Linked DNA regions of Homo sapiens: region 1 is linked to region 2. A link is a contact called in ENCODE Hi-C or POLR2A ChIA-PET data. All regions are on one chromosome and are shown on one strand. The core of a region is the stretch at or near the end of the contact, and the rest is flanking DNA. Distances in the headings are between cores, read along the strand shown.

What was found. A loop is a pair of places that touch in the nucleus more often than their neighbours do. ChIA-PET counts read pairs that join two places held with the same protein, here RNA polymerase II (POLR2A). Pooled maps may share reads with other maps.
Region 1: a loop to region 2 is called in a pooled map, with 4 times the contacts of the local background. The contact joins two enhancer-like sites. A Hi-C loop is called at or near these places in 1 of 168 maps with a recorded cell type or tissue (gastrocnemius medialis), 7 of 37 single-sample maps with no recorded cell type and 5 of 50 pooled maps. POLR2A ChIA-PET finds 5 or more read pairs at or near these places in 4 of 52 experiments (HEK293, MCF 10A, PC-9 and 1 more).

The regions. Positions count from the first base shown.
Region 1 is chr7:116,581,870-116,584,569 of GRCh38, reverse strand. All of the region lies in intron 2 of COMETT (cytosolic oncogenic antisense to MET transcript), which reads left to right. Among named protein-coding and RNA genes, the nearest start is that of CAV1, 58 kb to the right of the region's middle. RefSeq lists an enhancer at 786-885. Within about 2 kb of position 1,354, at least 11 of the 41 ENCODE cell types and tissues checked have a DNase peak (open chromatin) inside an H3K27ac peak, as active enhancers do; they include gastrocnemius medialis, where a contact is called at or near this core.
Region 2 is chr7:116,629,642-116,632,341 of GRCh38, reverse strand. The region is part of intron 2 of COMETT (cytosolic oncogenic antisense to MET transcript); the gene reads left to right. Among named protein-coding and RNA genes, the nearest start is that of MET, 41 kb to the left of the region's middle. RefSeq lists a silencer at 1-181 and an enhancer at 1,812-1,931. Within about 2 kb of position 1,286, at least 13 of the 41 ENCODE cell types and tissues checked have a DNase peak (open chromatin) inside an H3K27ac peak, as active enhancers do; they include gastrocnemius medialis, where a contact is called at or near this core.

The sequences.
Region 1 (2,700 bases), core at 105-2,604, 48 kb after region 2:
GAATCCAATTCCTGTCAGTGGATGCAGGAGTTTCAAGAAACTTCATTCTTCTTTTGGGGTCAAACTTAAAAGAAGTTTGAAAATGCAATCAATTTCAGATTTCCAGTCACTTTGTTTCCTAAAAAGTTAGAGTTTGTTTTGATAATCCTGTGGTACTGATAGAAATACAGGGATAGATTAATTTTTTTCTTTCTTGGTCTTTTTGGGCCAGGAGAAGTTTTTTGAGACAGCTTGCTGGGATGGGGGTGGAGGTGGCTCTGGTCATAGGACAGGGTGAAGCCCTGGGTGGTATTTGTGAGCCAGTATCAGCAACACTAGTACTGGCCAGTAGTAAGTGAAATGTTAGCAAATCACAGTCACAGGATAAATTCAGCCCACTGCCTATTTTTCCCCCAATAAAACAGTTTAATTGGAACACAGCCATGCCCATTCATTCACCTATTATCTCTGGTTGCTTTAGTGCCAAAATGGCAATGTTCACTCATTGTGACAAAGACCATATGACCTGCAAAGCCTAAAAAATATTTGCTATCTGGTCTAGAAAAAGTTTGTTAAACTCTGTAGTAAGCTATTCACAGAATTAGAAGAGAATTGGTTGAAAAATATTCAACATGTCTATATCAACTTTTGGGAGTCAAGACCTAACTCAAAGAGGCCACCTGTTGGCTTGAAAGTGGCACCCCTGCAATTTGGAGTCAGTTCCTCAAAGGTTAACAGCAGTGAGACACATGCTGGTCTCCAGTTAGCACTTACAGTTTCAGTTTCAAAAACTCATTGTAAAAATAGGCTTATGTTTTTCAGAACTCGATGGAAATTATGAACTAGTATTTGGTACAATTTAGAATTTTGTGCTAGCAAAAAATTGCTCATTGGAGACCTCCTAGAAAATATTGGAGACCTCCTAGAAAATGTTTCCAGGACTGTTGTCTTTTTATTCAGCCTACAGGAATGCTTGACCCTTTCTTTCTTTCTTTCTTTCTTTCTTTCTTTCTTTCTTTCTTTCTTTCTTTCTTTCTTGCTTTCTTGCTTTCTTGCTTTCTTGCTTTCTTGCTTTCTTTCTTGCTTTCTTTCTTCTTTCTTTTTTCTTTCTTTTTTTTTTGGAACTCTGTTGTCCCCTTGGGTCTCATCGTTCTCAGATTTTTTTTTAAACTAGTGAGTCAGACCCCTGTTACAATGAGAAAAATGTTCAGTCTCACAGTCTCTTGCTATCGTGAGAGATGGCACTGAGGCGCAAAGATGTCACTGGATGAACTAAATATAGTCCCAGCAATGCACTGGCTCCCAGGCCCATCCACTCTCTGTAGAGAAGGGCTGCCACATGTCACAAGCCTCCTCCTCTTTCTTTGCCCTGTGCTTTTTACATTGCTCTGAGGAATCTTTCCCCTCAGGGTAGAGCTGATGAAAGAAACATTCCTAAATTCCCTGAAGACATGCTAGACTCGAGAGCTGCATGAACCCTTTTCTGGAGGAAACTCACTGATTGTGGTGACCAAGCAGCATTGGGAGCCTCAAGAAGCCTAGTTAGAGCTTGTTTTCTTTCCTGTCTTTAACAAATTCGCTATGCATTTGGGTGGCTGCACTTAGCCCTGTGACACCACAGGGTGGAACTTTGCAATTTGCTTCTTGGTACCAATGAGTTGGGCAATGTAGTTTACAGGTTAAATGATGGGAATGGGCAGTTCTAATGACATTAAAAATATTGATGGGATAAAATCACATGGGAGAGGGATGAAACAATACTATATTTAAACCAAAAAAGGATTGTCCAGCTGATTTAAAATCTCCTCACTTGTGTGCGGCTGGTGTGCTTAGTCTTCTCAGTGGTTTCCATGAGAAGGTAGGATCCTGAGTTGATGACCCTTCTCCTTACTGACCCCCTCCTTCCTAGGAATGGAGCTTAGACCCCATCCTGCAGGAAGACAGCTGCCCCAGCAGAGGGAGGATGAAAATTATGGCTTTTCCTCTGACTCACTGTGCGACCATGGAAAATTCCTGATTACAAAACATGGAAGAGTCAAAGCTTTTCCCTTGAGAAACATCTCCTGTGTCTCCCACCCTTCTACTCACCCACGTATCTCAAACTGTCTCCTTGGGCAGTATGGAGAGCTGGGACCTCCACAACTGTGAGAGGGGAGCAAGCTACAGACAGCTGGGGTCACTTACTTGGCTGGGAGCCTAGCTTTGGTCGTGGGTGACTGTGTTGGATAATGTAAGTCCAGCTGCTATAACAGATAAACCTTCAAATATTAGTGGCTCACACAATGGAAATTTCTTACGCATGGAAAAGTCCATTAGTGCTGGAGGGTGGGGTAGGCTGTGGGCTGTGGGGGATGGTACTTTCCTATGTGTAGTCTTTTTTTTTTTTTTTTCAGACAGGGTCTTGCTCTGTCCCCCAGGCTGGAGTACAGTGGCACGATCTTGGCTCACAACAACCTATGCTTCCCGGGTTTAAGTGATCCTCATTCCTCAGCCTACCGAGTAGCTGGGATTATAGGCATGAGCCACCATGCTCGGCCTCTGTGTAGCCTTTTGAGGACCCAAGCTGAGAGATGTTGTGTCCTTTCAACATGGGGTTTTCATGGATGCCCTTGGTCTAGATATCCAGCTGACATATAGAGGAAGAGTGTAGAATCACACATGAGATTTTTATCATCCAGGTCCAGAAATGGAGCACACAATTTCTGCTCAGATTCTAGTGCC
Region 2 (2,700 bases), core at 37-2,536:
TGAATTAAAGATTTTCTACCACAAGTCTCACAGTAACTCTGTGTTCTGTTATTTAATCCATGGTGAAATTGAGGACTAATCAGTCAACTAATGTTTATAGTTTACAGTTCAGAATGTGTATGCTGAGTAGGCTAAGTAGGTTAGAGTTTACATGGATTTGGCCAAATTTGACATGATATATTCTTTCTTTTTATTGTAACCCTTATATTTAACCAAAGTCTAGATAAATGCAATGTCCTTATAATCTGTGTTCAGTCTCAACAACATCGACTGCTGAGCCCCACAGCACTGGATTTAGTCCCAGCTGGAGTTCCAGCTTGAAGGGCAAACTCATAACAGGGCCAGGTCTTTCCTTGTTTATAGGAAACTTCACCAATTGAAAATTTTGATCTGTCATATACTGTCAGGATAAATACACACACACACACACACACACACACACACACATATATATATACACACACACACACACACACACACACACCGCAGATGGGTGAGAATTGAACATCTTGAATTTTTCATTGTCCCTAGTCAGGATACTAAGAGTATATTTTGTAGATAAAAGTCATCCTTTTTGGTGTGCATTAGTCCCATCATAATATCACATGTGTTCCTAGTTATGTAAATTCAATTTTCAGATAATCAAGTTAAATGTAAGACATTTGCTTATTGCAATATATGCAGATCTCAGTGGAGGAGGGTGTTCCCTTCTTTTGTCAATAGTCCCTATAATATGGCAGTTACTTGGATTGTATTATTTAAAGGGCATGCATGATGTAATCCAACCCTGTCTTTTTACCACCAGATCAAACAGAAAATAGTAGGATCTAATGGAAAGATACAGGACTAAGAATCAGGTCTCATCTGGCTCTGTGACCTCAGACAAGCCAAAGCTTCTCTGGGCCCCGGTTTCTTCTTTTACAAAATGAAAGGGCTGTATTAGACTACCTTTAAACCTTGTTCAGCTCTAGAATGTTACAATTCTATGAGAATGACCATTAATAAGCTCATAGTCTGTTTTGGATCTTCACTGGGAGGAGAGCTCTAAGTATGGGACAGCTTTTCTTTGCTGGAGAATACACTTTTAAGCTTGAGACTCTGAAATGACTGGTGGAAAAGGGAGAGGCTTGCACCGGTTCAAGAGAGCCTTCTTTTCCCTAAGGACACGTGCTGTAGTCTTCTGACTGTTTAATGACGCAAGGGGAGGGGCGCGTCACAGCAGCTGAGCCTGTGGCTCTGACTTGGCAACTGACTCACTGGCGTCCTGGCTTCTGAACCTTGGAAGAGCCCATAGAAGCGGTAGTGCTGAGTCCAAGAGTATAGAGAAGTGGGCGGAGTGGACACTACCTGCTTTGTGGCAGAGCAAGCTCAGGTCTAGGAGAGGTGGTAACGGTGAGGCAGTGAGCATGGAGTCAGGTAAAAGAGGACCTTGTGAAGGAAGAGGATAATAAGCTTTGCATAAGCAATGCATGGAAAATGGACCCTGAATGATTAGACAGTAGACGCCTTTAAGGAAAAACTCATTTTGTGGATTACCTCAGATGTAATGGATATTCTTTACATCATACATAAAGATGAACTGTTTGATCTGTTTATCTACTACAGTCAGAGCACTAAGGTTTACTGAGTACTGTTGGCATATACTGTGGAAAGTGCTCTATATTCATTAGGTCTTTTAATCACATAACCATAGGAAGTAGGAATCATTATTCCCATTTTACAGATAAAGAGTCCGAGGTTTAGGTGACTTACATAATGCCCAATGACACACAGTGTTTCTTCTCTCCTGTGGAGACAGTTTGAATTCACTTTGGCTAAGTGAAACTGAAGGTAGCAGTCAGTGAAACCTGTCTCTTCATATGAGTGAAACCGAAGGTAGCAGCCAGTCAAATCTGGCTCTTTAGATATAGAGAGAAATTTAAATAATTTTTTAAAAAGTTTAACTCTCTCAGCTATGCTTGACTTCAGTACTCTGGTCTTACTAGGAACTGAACATTTTTATTTTAGTAGTCAGTCACTAAACATTGATTGTTTCTCCCCCTTTTCATTTCTGCTTAAGAATTCTAATCTACTCCCAAGGCAAATGGATACCTTTGGCCAATCAAAGAGAAGGTCAAGTAAAATGAAGTGTGCAATAAAGAAGCACATAAATATATTTCAGAAAAAAATGTAAGTTACAGTTTCTACTGTTGCTGGTCTTTGCTTTCGTCTGCCTTTTAACCCTTTCATGGCACGGTTATGAAGTCTCTTAGTTATCAAACTATGATCTTCAGGTCAAATCTGGCCATCTTATTTTGTATGGCCCATGAGCTAAGAATAATTTTTACAAATAAATATTTGCAATTTATTTGATGATAGGGAACTCTAACTTTTTTTTTTTTTGAGACAGGGTTTCACTCTGTCACCCAGGCTGTTGCCATGGTGTGATCATGGCTCACTGTAGCCTTGACCTCTTGGTGCTCAGGTGATCCTCCCAACTCAGCCTCCAGAATAGCTGGGACTGTAGGTGTGTGCTCCCACACCCAGCTAATTTTTCTATTTTTTATAGAGATAAGGTTTTGTCATGTTTCTCAGGCTGGTCTCAAACTCCTGGGCTCAAGCCATCCACCCAGCTTGGCCCTGCAAAGTGCTGGGGCTACAGGCGTGAACCACTGGGCCCAGTTAGAACTGTAACTTTAAACTCCTGATTAAGTGAATTTC